Regions from separate parts of the Homo sapiens genome. Here regions 2 and 3 are each linked to region 1. The links are chromatin loops, found by intact Hi-C in ENCODE. Cell type or tissue: PC-3. All regions are shown on one strand. Region 1 holds the start of LOC105369786 (a long non-coding RNA gene). Region 2 has its middle 210 kb from the start of LINC02403. Region 3 has its middle 230 kb from the start of LRIG3-DT.

Region 1 (5,000 bases):
CATTTTTCCTTGGGAGATGGAAAACTTCAGGTATGTTCTATTTGAGAAACCACCTCATAGGAGAGAATATATGGCATTATACCTAGCATAATGACAGTGCAAAATATAAGCCCTTTTAAAAATGACAAACCATCAGTCATTTGAGGAATCAAAGAGGAAAAAGTGTTGTTCCAAGCCCTCATTAAAATTTCACTTTTGCTTACCTGTCATAATAGGTCTTAAATCAATTCTCTGATTACGAATTGCCTGTTGTAATATTGTCTATTAATTTTAGCCTCTGTTTCAGAAGAGTAGAGAAAAATATTTTAACTCAAAGAAGGAATCAGGGAAATGTGATTGCAAGCCAAGGTGAACAAAGGCATTTTATGAAGCCAGAGTGATTGGTAAGTGTTCTGAGATCTAAGAATTAAGAGCTATGCCACTTGTGCCTGGTTGCTCAATAAGAAAATGCTTTCATTTTTGACAATTTGCAAAAAGACTTCGACTGGCAACAGCAGTCCATAAATGTATTCAAAATATATATCTTACATAGGCTTGTAGGACTCAAGCCAATGTTTCTCAGCTCTTTATTACTGGACACCCCTCTCAGTGAATATTGCAGATTCCGAAGCTCCTTCATTTGTGCGTGCGCACACACACACACACACACACACATTTATCTTTCACCCACTGAGTGGGTTTTGGAGTCATGTTTCATCTTCCATTTATTAGTCCCATGACTTTGAGCAAGTTACTTAACCTCTCTGCTTTCCAGTTTCCTCATCTGTAAAATAGAATAATAACAGAATATACCTCAGAATTCCTTAAAGGTTAAATATGATTATGTATTTAGAATAGAATCTAGCTAAAAGTAAATCTTAGTGAATGCTAGAAGGAAAGCAGCAATTCAGTGGAGATTTAGAAATGAAAGAGACTTTAGATATTATCAATTTATAAATGAGAACACTAATGTTTAGAAAGGCAAATTGACTCCCTAAAATTACACAGATATTTGATGGCAGAGCTGGTACTAGAACATAAATTTTCTGACTCCCAAAACAATACTCTTTCCAATACTCCTAGTCTTTTCTCCTCTGCCCCCCAGCTTTTGCTATGCCAGGCACCCATGAATAAGAAGATATGGTGATGAACAGAATTAAGAGACCCATATTCTACTCCCAGACTGATGCCTCCTTCAACTTCTTATTTCTCTTTTATGAAATGAAGGGATTGGAACCATATGATTGCAAAGATTCTGATCAGTAATAGCAGCATTCTATGATCCTACTGACAAATCTAAGTTCTGCACCATTTTTATGGGTGAAGAGTGAGACAGGAATCACTTTCACCACCTTCTACAGTCCTCTGCTCTGTCTAATCACTTTGTGAAGTTGTCCAGTCTTGCGCTCACCTCCTTGCTATCTCCTGCCCCGATGTTTTCACCTTCTGCCTGGAGCAATGTGGGGAGAATGTAATGAACACAGATGAAGTAGGGAAAGGAGATCTAGGGAAGCATCTCTAGCAGGAGATTAGAGAACTAGTGTGTTCCTCATGCCTGATGGTTCACACAACAGGTATCTAAGTTAAAGAGCAACCAGTAGTTCCATAAGGGCATGGATCACATTTTGTGGAAATAAGCCACAGAAGAAATCTAAGAAATTATTTTAATTCTGTTTCTAGAACAAAGTATATCTTTATCATTAGAAGGGTGCTCATTTACAGTAATACATGAGTTCTATAAGAACAACAAAGGGTCAGGCATGGTGGCTCATGCCTGTAGTCCCAGCACTTTGGGAGGCTGAGGCAGATGGATGGCTTGAGCCTAGGCATTTGAGACCAGCCTGGGCAACATGGCAAAACTCTATCTCTACAAAAATACAAAAAATTAGCCAGACATCATGGTGCACACCTGTTGTGCCAGCTGCTTGGAAAGCTGAGGCGGTAAACTCACTTGAGCCTGGGAGGTCAAGTCTTGGGAAAAAAAAATACAGGATGTGGTAAGCATATCTATCCCCCAGGTTAAAGGAAGCATGAAGGTGAGCTAGACCACTGTGATTAGATAAAGAAAGCAGACTCAGTGGCCTCTACACCTGCTTTTGCATAACGTGAGACAGACCCAGATGCACAGAGAGCTCTGAAATGTCATGAAGGAAGCAGATGAAGAAGACAGTACAGGACAGAGGTAAAATGAACAGGATGGGATCACACTTGTTCTTCAGGTAGAACTGGGAACACGAAATGGTTGCCTATTTGGTCCCTCAGTTTCTTTTCCTATAAACCCCTCTTAAGCCCATCATGTCAAAGGGCAGAGCCAGAGAAGCTAATCCACACAGGTAGAAACAACTAGTTGAACAGTTCATCAAACATGAAGTCAAAGTCTGGACACTGAGTAGTCCTACCCTTCACCCAAAAAGGGGACAATGCAGGGATCCACCTCATATGATGAACAGAGGAAAGAAATAAGGATGCTTGACTTAGAGAAGAGATCCATCTGGGGCAGAGAAGAAAGTTTCAAATGTGAAGGGATAAGATGTGGTAAAGAAAAGAGGTTGCTTGTCCTTAACTAGAGTGAATATCATTCTCCTCATCCCTGGGCCAGCACTGGCTTATGCCTGTTGACCCAGGACTAGTTTAGCATTTGTCCCATTTGAGGAATTTTTATTAAAGCTGCATTAAAATAAGTCAGGATAGGTTTGGTAGACTTCCACTTTGTACTTCCAGCTTCTGCCATAATTCTTACTTGGCTTTGTGTAAGGCACACAGGGCAGTGAACAGAGATCTAACTTTAACACATGGTTTAAAACGAAAAGATGATCAACAATCCATCTCTCTTTTCCCAGCCCTTTTCAGAGCAACGTGATTAATAGCTCACTTTCAAGAACAGCATGCAGGGTGCATGCTTGCCCACATGACAAAAGATACTCAGATACAAGCCCACATGACAAAAGATACTCAGATCCAAGCACTCGCGAACTTCCAGTGTCGGGTGGTAGGAGACTACTCATCATTCCTCCCTCTGCTGGCGATTTCATGAATAAGCCAGGTGGACCAGCCTGTGTGAAATGCCTAAATGCATAGAGACGCCAGGCTCCCAGCTAACCATTGAGAGGGAAATGTGGGAAATTACATTACATATCAGAGTACAGTCTGAACAGTTTCACCATAGAATGTATCATAGAAAGTAGTCTGAAAGCTCTTACCAAAGTGATTTTGTCATTTATAATATGGTGTTCAGTAATTTTTTTATTTTGTAATAAACTCTTCAGCTGCAATGATCTTTTTAAAAGTGCCTATTAATAAAAAATTAAGTATTGAATTTCTACGTCTCAAGAACATTTGTTAAGACTTACTTACCATCCACCATGAGGGCCATCGTGATATCACTGACCACATGAAAACCTGAAGACAAACCTAAGAAGCATCCTCATCTACTTCAAAAGTTAATTATTTTAAGACGACTATGCCCAGAGATGAAGATTTAGCACTTTCAGCTGCAGAACATGTGTTTATGTATTATTCTGTGAGGCATGACTTTTTATTTATATCAAATGACTGTTCTTCTAAATAAATTTCACTTACTTTTTATTCCAAATATTTCTGTGCATATACAAAAGGTAAAGTGAAAGCTGTGTGGAGTGACTCCATAAGCAGAAAAAAACTTCAAAAGTTGAAACTGTCAGTTTTATGTCATTGTCATTACTGAAGTTTCAAATACAATATCAGTTAATTCCAAAAATAGCTCCAGTATTTCCAGTATTTCTGTCTATCTCATGAAAAAATTCAACAGTGAAACTAAAAACTTTTGTAGTAGACATAGGATTTTTGGAGTACAGTGCTATGGTAAAAGCAATATTCTTACTAAGTTAAATCAGACCAGACATGGTAGCTCAAGCTTATAATTTCAGCACTTTGGGAGGCCAAGGCAGAAGGATTGCTTGAGGCCAAGAGTTCAAGACCAGCCAGGGTAACAGAGTGAGATGTCTCTACCAAAAGAAAAAATTGTTTTAAAAACCAACTGAAAAGGAAATAGTAGTGATGATTCTATGGCATAATAATTGTATGACACTTTAACAATTGCCTTATATCTGCGTCCCAGAAAAATGGGTCAATAGGTCAACAGTAGTGAGAAGTGTGAAAATAAGTATGTGAAAATGCTGTGAAAACAGTCAAGGGCAACACAGATGCAAGCTATCATTATTAATAAATTGAAGCATATATTTACATTTTTAGTATATCCTATATTTGATCATTGGCTATGCAAATCACTGTTTTATATACTCTAAGATTTTGGTCTTCTGTGTTCAGGTTTTCAGATTTCTGTTTCTTAGGCTGGGCACACTTTAATTTGTGTTAACTTGCATTTAGTCCTTCCACAGAAGCATGTTTTACCCCCCAAAACAGCTCATATGAATGTTAAGGTAAGGGTCCCATCTCGCATTTTCCTGTTCAGCCCTCACAGTGTTTAGATCAATGTTTAGCAACTCAGAGGTCTCAGGAGACAAGACTGGCATCATAAAAATACTTTCTTCCACATTTGGTAACAATAAAGTCTCAAATCTTTAGCACATTTTTTTCTCATAAAGAGTAAGCTCCATTCTGTGAGCCTTCCCTGCTACCTCCTATTATTCCCCCATGAAGTGAAATGTTACTATGACCAGGATTCAACAAACAAAACTAACATGGCTCAAATCCTTAAAACCCTAAGAATACTTCTCAATATAATAGAATTCAGATCCACTGGTGTGCCCAGCAGCTTTTGATCCCAAGGAAGATAAAATGTGTGCCTTACTATCTAATTCTTTTTCACTCCCTTCAATTGCAGTGGGATCCTTTTATCATTATTTTAATGTTTCTTTGCCTAAATGGCTGAAAGCCTTCATTCCGTGCTCTTGAGAGCTGATCCGAATCACACCCACAGAGCATATTGTGTGAACTTGCAATTATTTCCTGTGAATGCTCTGTAAATGTGTTGAAATCAAGCATGAACATTTCCAGCCAAACTGCAAAAATTTTTTTCAGGA
Region 2 (5,000 bases), 130 kb before region 1:
TGTGTACACACACATGTGTCTGCAAGAGTATGTTTAGTTTATTGTATTTTCCAAACCATCATACAGACTGGAAAAGAACTAACTTGTTACTTTGGGAAAGGCAGGAAATTAAAACGTCTAGCTTTGCCACATGTTTGATAGCCTATATGGTTGACATAGGCTAAAAACAAACTATGTAAGTAAGATAGTAAACATAGTAAAATTCCCTAGGAAGCTATGAAGTTGCAACCATCTAGTCTGTAAGGCAAGTTCATTTATTCTCATGGGTGTCTATCTCATAACTTTATCATCACACTCTGTAAGATTCATCACACTTTGGTTCCTCCTTCCTCGCTGTGAGATTCAGGCTTGCCCACCCTGGCTCCTAATCTCCTCACATAGTTTTCTTTTCCTAAGCTTTTCAATACAACACAAATTAAAAACGATGCATGAACATTTGCTTAATTTTAATTACAAAGTTTGAGATTTACTGCGACTTGAGATTGGCTTAAAGTCTTTTCAAACTATTAACAGGTCAGATATTCCTTCTAAAGCCCTCATCTTGAGAAGATAGAATTCCTCATTAACAGCAAGCATTCTTCTCTCAAACACGAGATAAATTAGATAGTTGATTGTTGTTGTCCGATGAAACAGTTCATCAGTAATGCCCATTGCTTGAAATATAGACCTGACCTGAATGAAATTATTATGGAAGACTTGAATACCTAGTTTTTTGGTGCTAATATGTAATAAAATAAATCTTGATTCACAGAGTTTTGAATTCTCTCTTTGCTTTTGTCCACCAACAGATATTCAAGTCATTATTGTAAGTTTAGCCACCATAGAATAGTCAGTATATGGACAAGATAATTTTCTTATTCTATTTTATCATTATTTTATTTCAAACTCATTTCTTTACTTTTTTTTTTTTTTTTTTTTTTTTTTTTTGAGACGGAGTCTCACTCTGTCACCCAGGGTGGAGTGCAGTGGCACAGTCTTGGCTCACCACAACCTCTGCCTCCCTGGTTCAAGTGATTCTCCTGCCTCAGCCTCCTGAATAACTGGAACTACAGGGACAGGCCACCACGCCCGGCTAATACTTTGTATTTTTAGTAGAGATGGGGTTTCACCGTGTTAGCCAGGATGGTCTCAATCTCCTGACCTCGTGATCCACCTGCCTCGGCCTCCCAAAGTGCTGTGATTACAGGCATGAGCCACCGTGCCCAGCCCTCAAACTCATTTCTGATCTGAAAATAATCTGCCACCTTCTCTGCATTTATATTGGGTATATATAAATTTGGCTATATGTTTAATAGGCCCAAAATAGCAGTGTCTTAAGACAGAAGTTCATTTCTTTCTAGTCATGAAAGCTGGTAGGACAGCCCTGTTTTGCAAATGCATTAAAAGATCTAGGCTCATCTGGATGTAGTGTCTCACACCTGTAGTCCTCACACTTTGGAAAACTGAGGCAGGATGGAAAACTTGAGACCAGGAGTTCAGGGCTGCAGTGAGCTATGATCATGCCACTGTACTCCAGCCTGGGCAACAGAGCAAAACCCCGTCACATGCAAAAAAAGACCCAGGTTCCAACAGCCTCAGGTTTCTGTTCTCATCTACCTGGTGCAAAGTAGCTCATCTTAATCCACATTTTGAGCAGCAGGATAAAGAAAGAGGGTGGGAAAAGGGGGAACATTATTCCCACCCGCTTTCAGGAGGTAAGAGTTTCAGAAGTCCAACACGTCTCTGCTCCTCATATCTCATTGGCCAGTGATTAGTCACATGGTCACACCTGGCTAAAAGGTAGGTTTGTAAATAAGAGTTTTTGTTCTAGAAGCCAGGTGCACAGCTAAAAACCAGTGGTTCTATTGTGGTAGAAAAAAGAGACTGAACATTGAATCTGAATTATTAGTCCCTGTCACAATTTTTTTTGAGAAATCTAGTGATAATTAAACAATTCTGCAAAGCATTTTCTCTCAGTAGGACTTTCTTGAGTTGGGAGAAAAAAAGTCAAACCTAGGGGAAAAAAATAAAGAATTACCATTGTGGATACAGGCAGGCCGATAAAATGAAAAGGTAAAAGAAAAAACTACTCCCAAAATTTTGAACTTCACAGATATCTTTCTTCAGTCTCTTTTTTGCCGTAACACTGAGTTTTCTAAAAGTCTGTTTATTCTTAAACATCAACGGGACATAAGTTCTTTTAATTTTTATTTTCACAGTTTGGGTGCTTGAGATTTTTTAAGGCAGATTTTTCCTGGAATTAGACAGTTCAGCAAACTTTAAGAGGCCAGATTTGCCTGGTTGAGTCTACAGAGAGGAAAGCTTGTGGTTAATCTGCTAGATTTAATATTAGTACTCTTCATTTGTATATATTACAGTCTGCCTACAACTATCAGGTACTTAACCTCATGATATATAACAACCTCTTGAAGTAAGAGCAGAAAACACAACTGCAGTTTTTCTAGCCCAGAGGCAGCTGGTAAATGTAAAGTACACTGGAGCAAAAGGCCTGGGCTCTGGCCTTGAACCTTCTTCCTGGCCATGTGGTCTTCAGCAAGCCAAGTAATCTCTCTGTAATCACTATCAATTTAATTGATTGTGACAGGTACAAGTGGAAATCTGGGTGCACGAGAACCTGATTTTCTTGTTGGATTAATGTCACATGGAGTCTAAAGGCACTATTGATTTAGATACTACAGGGAACCTGTACTCAAAGGGATGTGAATATTTTCTTAAAAGCAAATACAATAAAAACTGTTGTATTTGCCAACTGTCACAATTGGCACAACACCAACCTGGGTATCAGAAATATTTCCACCCCAAACTGCAATCCTTTCTGGCAGTAGGTGTCTCCCAAAGCCACAGGTTTGCTTTACTGCTTCCTCTTCCTGTGTTTTGTGATGGTTGGGGGAGAGTCTTAAAAGACCTTTTCAAAGATGAGTTTATTTAACTAGTCTCCTCTTTCTGTGTGAAGCCTGACAATTATTAAAAATGTTGATTCTATTTCTGAAGTTTTGTACTCCAAAAATGTGCATTAAAGAATAAAGTTATAAAATAGTAACTATTCAGGAGAGTAATCATTCACTAAACAAACGTTTATGAAGAGACAATTCTGTGCCAAGAAAATGGAAACTACCCACTAACGTAATCAAGGACCCCCCATTTTTCTAGGAAAAAAAGAATGAGTTATTTTTTAATTTTTTTTCTTCCTCTTTCCTCCTCTTCCCCTGTTCCCCACTTCCTACTTGGCTCTTTAGAAATGTAATTATAACCTTCTACCTTCCCTTCACCAGACACTCCCTACAAGGCAAGTTCATCTAACTGTGTGCTTAGAAGCTTCAGAGCTGAGACCTCTCCCACCAGGAGATTGCCTTGAGCAATTTACACTTAAAGTAAGCCTGCTATGAAACTCTTTCCCACTGGTAGAGCATCTTGAAACAATGGCCACTTTACAATCTAGTTCTGCCCTCAATGACGCCAGGCTGACCACTCGGTGGATAAGGCACGAAGTCACATAGATCCCCACCTGTTGCATCCCTCCCTGTGTGCCGTTCATGCCAAGTTCCCCTTTAAAAGCCCTTGCTTTCTGCCCCAGAAGAGAAGCAATACCTTTAAGGCAGGTAGCCTGTACTTCTTCCCCTAAGCTAGCTTTGGAATAAATAATTGCTTTGTTTTTAATTTTGTTCTTGTTTTTTTGTTTTGTTTTGTTTTTTGAGATAGGGTCACACTCTGTTGCCCAGACTCAGACTGGAGTGCAGTAGCATGATCATGGCTCACTGCAGCCTCGATCCATCTCCCGGGTTCACATGATCCTTCTGAGTATCTGGGACTACAGGTGCACACCATCACACCTGGCTTATTTATTTATTTATTTATTTATTTATTTATTTATTTTGGGTAGAGATGAGGTTTCACCATGTTGCCCAGGTTGCTCTTGAATTTCTAGCCTCAAGCAGTCTGCCCATCCTGGCCTCCTAAAATGCTCAAATTACAGGCATGAGGCACCGCACTGGCCAAAAGTCACTTTCTTTATGTCAGACCTTGCTGTTAATCGGACTGTGCAAGTAACAAGTGACTGAATCTGCATTTCTGTTACATTCATGGCTTAAAATACAGTAATATATAAGGCATTGACCATATTTTCAAAGACATGACAGCCCAGCAGGTGGGACCATCACATATACAGAGAGCTACAAATCGGAACAGATGTGTCATGATGAGGAAATTCTGCAAGAAGCGGCAATTAGCTGGCCTGGAGTGAGTGCTGGGTGGGTGGAGAAGGAGGGTCAAAGAAACAATATAATACGGTGGTTAGGAAAGCTTGGGCTCTGGGCTCAGAAAGACGGGAGTTGGGTTTAAGGCTTTGTTGTACAGTAGCTCGGTGACAGCAATTAACAATATTATAATGGTTAATAATCCTAATAATAATAATATGCTATCTGTATTTTAGTGTTCCTGAAGTACCATCAGCTTCTTAAAACACAATTATGATTCAGCTGGGTAACAAAGTTGTCTCATCTCTCTTTTAGTTTTAAATTTCCTACTAGAATGCCTCTGTCCCCGAACATCTCTGACAAGGTGCCAATGGCATCACTGAAATAAGAATAACTCAGATAGGTAAAGGGGTGACTGAAGATATTTCAAAATCCTACTTAAACCTTTTGCTGGTGAAAATATGCATGAAAGAGCTATTTTCACTATCATATGAAAAATCCTTTTTTGGCACATACTTTGAGGATTAAACAGAGATTAAACAGCTACCTTTTTTAACCTCCTGCCTACAGAAAGCTGACAGAAAATTTTAGGAATCACCAAATTAGGTTTGTACGTGGGTGCACAAAACCTGGGTTATTTTTCTTTGTCACAACAAAATCTGAGATGTCTTAAAGTGACCTCACAGGCTGTGAATGCCAGAACTTGAATGAAACGGAAGGATTTTGTCTTTAAACTTAACCTTGGAAGGAAAGAGAGTGCTTCTCAAGAATAAAGCCTGTCCTCATCAAATGGCTACTTCTCATTAA
Region 3 (5,000 bases), 970 kb before region 1:
GATGAAAAAAGATAAAGGATGAAGCAGAAGTGACACTGAACTGCAGACTGGAAAAATTGGGAAGGAAGCTGCAAAAGACAAAGTCAAGGATAAATTCAGCCTGACTAAGGAGACTCTTGAGTGGCTTTGCCTCAGGGACCCAAGGTCAGCAGAGAGTAGATGTCTCCCAGGACTTGGATGAACTATATCCTGCTACCTGGCACTTAGCTATGGACAAAAATCACAGGGCTTTTCTCCAAAGAAACTGCATCATCTACCTCTGGTTAATCAGTGAAATTCTAAATAAACTGTAGAGCACAGTTTTCCTTATTCCAGCATTAAGAGGCTTTTTGGTTTAATGGCTACCCCCGCCCACTAACCTTAAAGTGAAGCCTGCTGAACTTGACCACACACAGAGCTTCCTATTTATTCCTTCTAAGTGTCAGTATAAAACAAACATTCAACATAAACTGCAGGATATCTGCAACATGAAAAACATACAATAGAAACCGATAATTTGTGTAACATAATGATGAAAATTTGTTCAAAGTCAAATATGTTTTCTCAAAGATTAAAGAAGATACAGTATCCACCAAATAGGAATGAAAGGCTATGAAAAAAAAATCTAAGAAAAAGAGTGCTTTTAGAAATTAAAAGAAAATGATTGGAGGACTAATTAATTGGAAGATAAAAGTTAAAAAAATCTCAGATTTATAGAAAGATAGAACAAAATTCAAAAAGACCTAGTCAGAATCCATAACATCTAAGAAATGATCCCCCAAAAGGGTGAAAATGAACAAATTTTAAAATACAAGGCAAGTTTAATAACTTAATGTTAGTTTTAAGTTAAAAAAAAAAGAAACAGTGTTCATAGCTGAAGTTTCCCAGTGTTCTGGAATATGCTGAACAATGATAAGGTACCTTAATAGGGTTTTCACAAAGTACAGAATGGACTCAAATGAGGTTGTCATCAACTCTATCCTGGAATTTTTCAGGGTCACCAAATAACATATAAGTAGACTACTAGAATATGACTGAGAATTCAGGATTAGAAGAGACAGAAGTAAGTGATTCTAGAAAAAGGGAATAGCACACGCAAAACTCTGGTGTGGACAAATGCAAACTGCCTGCTGTCCTATGGTAATCTTCGGAATCTGTAATAAGCACCAGCTCATCAGGACAGATGTAGCAATCAATTCGGACAGATACCAGCTCTTCACAACCAATACAGCCATACCTGACTAAGTGTCATCCCTGCTGTCACTGAGAGAGAAGGGCAAGTTCTTTAGTTTAAGAAGAACAAAAAGGATGAATAAAGGAAGCAAAAAAAAAAAAGATGAGGTAGATTTGCTGTTTTAAGGCATACGGTTTATGGAGTGAGAAGACCTACTGTGCTATAAATTCCTGCCCTTTGTCCTCCAGAGTCTATCCTTTGTCTATGTATACATGTGTGTGGCGGGGGAGGGGGGAGCCTGGAAGAGGAAGATGAATTAAATATATATTTGATTTTAAGCTCAAGATAAAGCTTAATATGTTTGTACTTCTGGGCAAATGCATTGTTACTTTCTGGGCAAAGACTTCATTTTAAGGCAATAGAGGGCTGATTGACCTTTCAGTGGAGGAGGTTTTCATGGTAAAGTCTCAGGGTTTCTTGAATACCAGAGGGGGCAAGAGAAGAGTTAAGGGTTATAAGGAGACAGGGGGTACTGAAAACAAAGATTCATTAAAAGCTCACCTTGGTTCAGGTACTATAACCTAGGACATACAGATATGGATTACTGGGATGATAAACAAGAAAAAAAACTGAATTCATAAGAGCCATGAGAGGAGTAAGTTTGGAGTGATAGGAGAAAGGGGGAAAAATTAATCTATTCTTAGAAATGACTCAACCCAACAGGATCTACAAATCTAAGGAATGTAAGCTACAAGAAACCAAGAGCTTTTTTACTTCTTATTCATCTGAGAGTTGCACAAGTTAGGTTTGTTAATTTCTAATGAATTAATTGAATGGGTGATTATGCTGATTATGTTTTATTTTGAAATAGTAGTAAATTTACTATAGCCAATTTATTTTTCATATTTTGTCAAAAAATTTTGCTTAAAGTGTCTCTATTTTTCTAATTTAAATTCATGCCAGGTGCAGTGGCTCACACCTGTAATCCCAGCACTTTGGAAGGCCAAGACAAGTGGGTCATTTGAAGTCAGAAGTTCAAGACCAGCCTGGCCAACATGGTGAAACCATGTCTCTACTAAAAATACAAAAAAAATTAGCCGGGTGGTAGTGGTGCATGCCTGTAATCCCAGCTACCCGGGAAGCTGAGGCAGGAGAATTGCTTGAGCCTGGGAGGTGGAGGTTGTGGTAAGCCAAGATCATGCCACTGCACTCCACTCTGGGTGACACAGTGAGACCCTGCCTCAAAAAAAAAAAATTCTCTGCTGCATGTCTCTGCTTCAGTTTGCAGAATCTCAGGCATAGTGAATAAAACTCATTCCAGTTCAGGAAATTCCATTTTCAGGCTGGACTCAGTGGCTCACACCTGTAATCCCAGACTTTTGGGAGGCTGAGGTAAAAGGATCTCTTGAAGCCAGTAGTTCGAGACCAGCTGGGAAATTAAACAGGACCTGTCTTTCCAAAAACAAATTTAAAAATTAGCCTGGTGTGATGATGCACACCTGTAGTCCCAGCTACAAAGGAAGCTGATACAGGAGGTTCGCTTGTGGCTAGGAACTTGAGGCCACTGCACTCCAACCCAGGCAACAGAGAGACCTGTCTCTGAAAGAAGAAGAAGAAGAAATAAATTCAATTTTCAGAAAATGGCCCATTAGAAGTCTCCAATTAATGAAGTGATAAATTGAGTTGTGCATTAAAAGTTACCATAAATTTTATATTTCTTATATAGCAACATATTTCTCTAACTTAGTAATTAGTCTATTGATTTGTTCATAAATGAAATTTGAGACACAAGCAAGGTGAGTTGTTACATGTTAAATCAGTTATTATAAAATCAGGTTTTTGTCAAATTGTACTTATCTAAAAGTAAATAAATAATTAGCTGATCCTTCACACAGTGTTTTCCAATGTCCTCATTACTGTCTTCTGCACAAACCACTAGGGGGCAAGACAGTCTAACATATTAGAGTAGACCTAATTGTATCCAACAGAGGGCAGTAATACACAAACTAGGGAGACAAGTCAATTACATTACATTTCAGCCATTCGCATCTGCCATTTCCTCTGGGGATTATAAGAGGGAGGGAAGAAAGGAAGGAAGGAAGGAAGAAAGGAAGGAAGAAAGCAAGGAAGGGAGGGAGGGAACAACCCTCTCAATAAACAATTCATTGGCTGACTTTTCTGAAATTGTTAAACAAGTGAATTTAATAAACAATTTTTTCTAGATTTAAATAATTTAACTTTGAAGTGAAAAACCATAAGTTAGAAGATAAGTGTTAACAAATAGAAACAATAAAATGTGAAAATCATTTCCAATGAAAGGGAGCAAGTGTTAACAATTTTATTTTTATGGGCAAATGCAATATCATGTTACTTTTAAAGGATAAGTAGTGAATCAACAGCATAAATAATTATTTATTAGACAAAAAACAAGAGCTGAGTATCAGTGAAGTGTTAGACATTCAAAGTCATAGTCAAGGGATTAGCAATGTCTCATAAACATCTTGAAGAAGAAACCTCGGTTATGGGGAAAAGTCAAGAGTCAGAAAGCCTGGGTTTATTACTGACTATAGTATCTGATGGCTGTATGATAAGTGGTAGGTTGGTCAATCTACACAGGCTTCAGTTGCCTCATGCAAAGTTACAGAACTTGTAACGTAAATGGTTTCCCAACCTGGCTGCTCATAGAGGAAACCTTGCATTGTCATTCTCCATACCTTGTGAATTAGCACTGACTCTCCAGGAATGAAACTCAGCAACATCTATACATACATATACATATGATACAATTTAAGATCATATTATACACACATGCAATTCTAGATAATTCTGATGGTCTGTCATTATTATAACTATTGGGCTAAATGATGGTTAAGATTTATATTTTCTCTATAAAATTCTGAGTTGATGACTATTTGTGCATAATTACAACTAGTATTTTAGGATATAAGATATTTTTCTCACCCAGCACTAAACACATACACACACCAAAAACTCCATCACATTAAAAAAAACAAATAGAACTTGACAGAGTTCAAGATGTGCTATCCTAAAATGTGGCACCTTGACATATGGAATATTTTAAGTTGAAGGAATTTGTGAAATAGATATGCAGGAAGATATCTCTGACTTCTCCTTCACTTCTCCCCTAGAGAAGGTCATAGGGCTTCATGTGAGAGGTGGCTTCTCAATACCTAGAGGAAAGGAGCATCCTTACCTCCAAAGACACAGATCACAGGGACACCAAGAGGAATCTGAACAAAAAGGCCCAAGTTCCCCTGGTTTATTACCCTTAACTCATACTCTTTCTTCCTTCTTTCCTTCCTTCCTTCTTTCCTTCCTTTTTTCTTTCTTTCTTCCTGCTCTTTTTTTTTGCCTTATGCTTTTCCATGATTCTCTATTCTTCCTCAAACCTATTTAAAACACTTCCTCAAATCTATTTAAAAACACTCAGGTTTAATTGTTTTTTTCAGTCTTCACTTCTTTATGAAGGCTCCTGTGTCATGTAAAAAATAATATTAAATAAATGTGTATGCTTTTCTCTTGTTAATCTGTCTTTTGTTATAGGGGCCCCAGCCAATGAACCTATGATGGGTTAGAAGGAAAATGTATTTTTTTTCCTCCCCAACAAATTAAAAAATAAATCAATTAGAAGACAAAGTTTCCAAGAGTTCCATTGAAACACTGGCACTTTTTCATTTCTCCTCAGAACTTTCTTTCTTTTTTTTTTAACTGAATAGTTGTCATTATTACTTTTGATGTGATGTGGCTGCAACTGATTATATGCATAAACACCTTGACATTACTATTATTGTTGTTGTTGTTATATCTTGTATTAGTCCGTTCTCAT

What was found. Hi-C counts contacts between places; a loop is a spot of excess contacts. Peaks named below come from ENCODE experiments on the same cell type or tissue, not always from the same donor. Only the 100,000 strongest peaks of a DNase experiment are listed, where the experiment ranks them.
Region 2: a loop joins it to region 1, with 10 times the contacts of the local background. A loop is called at or near these places in 14 of 110 quality-filtered maps.
Region 3: it touches region 1 in a loop (6-fold over the local background); 2 of 110 quality-filtered maps call a loop at or near these places.

Annotation. Positions count from the first base shown.
Region 1 is chr12:58,174,475-58,179,474 of GRCh38, reverse strand. LOC105369786 (a long non-coding RNA gene) reads left to right here and starts at 1,481. Exons shown (of 3, transcript XR_945004.3): 1 at 1,481-1,553; 2 at 1,998-2,161; 3 at 2,820-2,939. In PC-3, CTCF peaks have their summits at 2,798 and 3,000 (motif pointing left); a DNase peak (open chromatin) is centred at 2,994.
Region 2 is chr12:58,300,389-58,305,388 of GRCh38, reverse strand. No RefSeq gene overlaps it. Among named protein-coding and RNA genes, the nearest start is that of LINC02403, 210 kb to the right of the region's middle. In PC-3, a CTCF peak has its summit at 2,824; a DNase peak (open chromatin) is centred at 2,778; H3K27ac peaks cover 713 bases.
Region 3 is chr12:59,148,330-59,153,329 of GRCh38, reverse strand. No RefSeq gene overlaps it. Among named protein-coding and RNA genes, the nearest start is that of LRIG3-DT, 230 kb to the right of the region's middle. In PC-3, a CTCF peak has its summit at 3,109 (motif pointing right); a DNase peak (open chromatin) is centred at 3,139.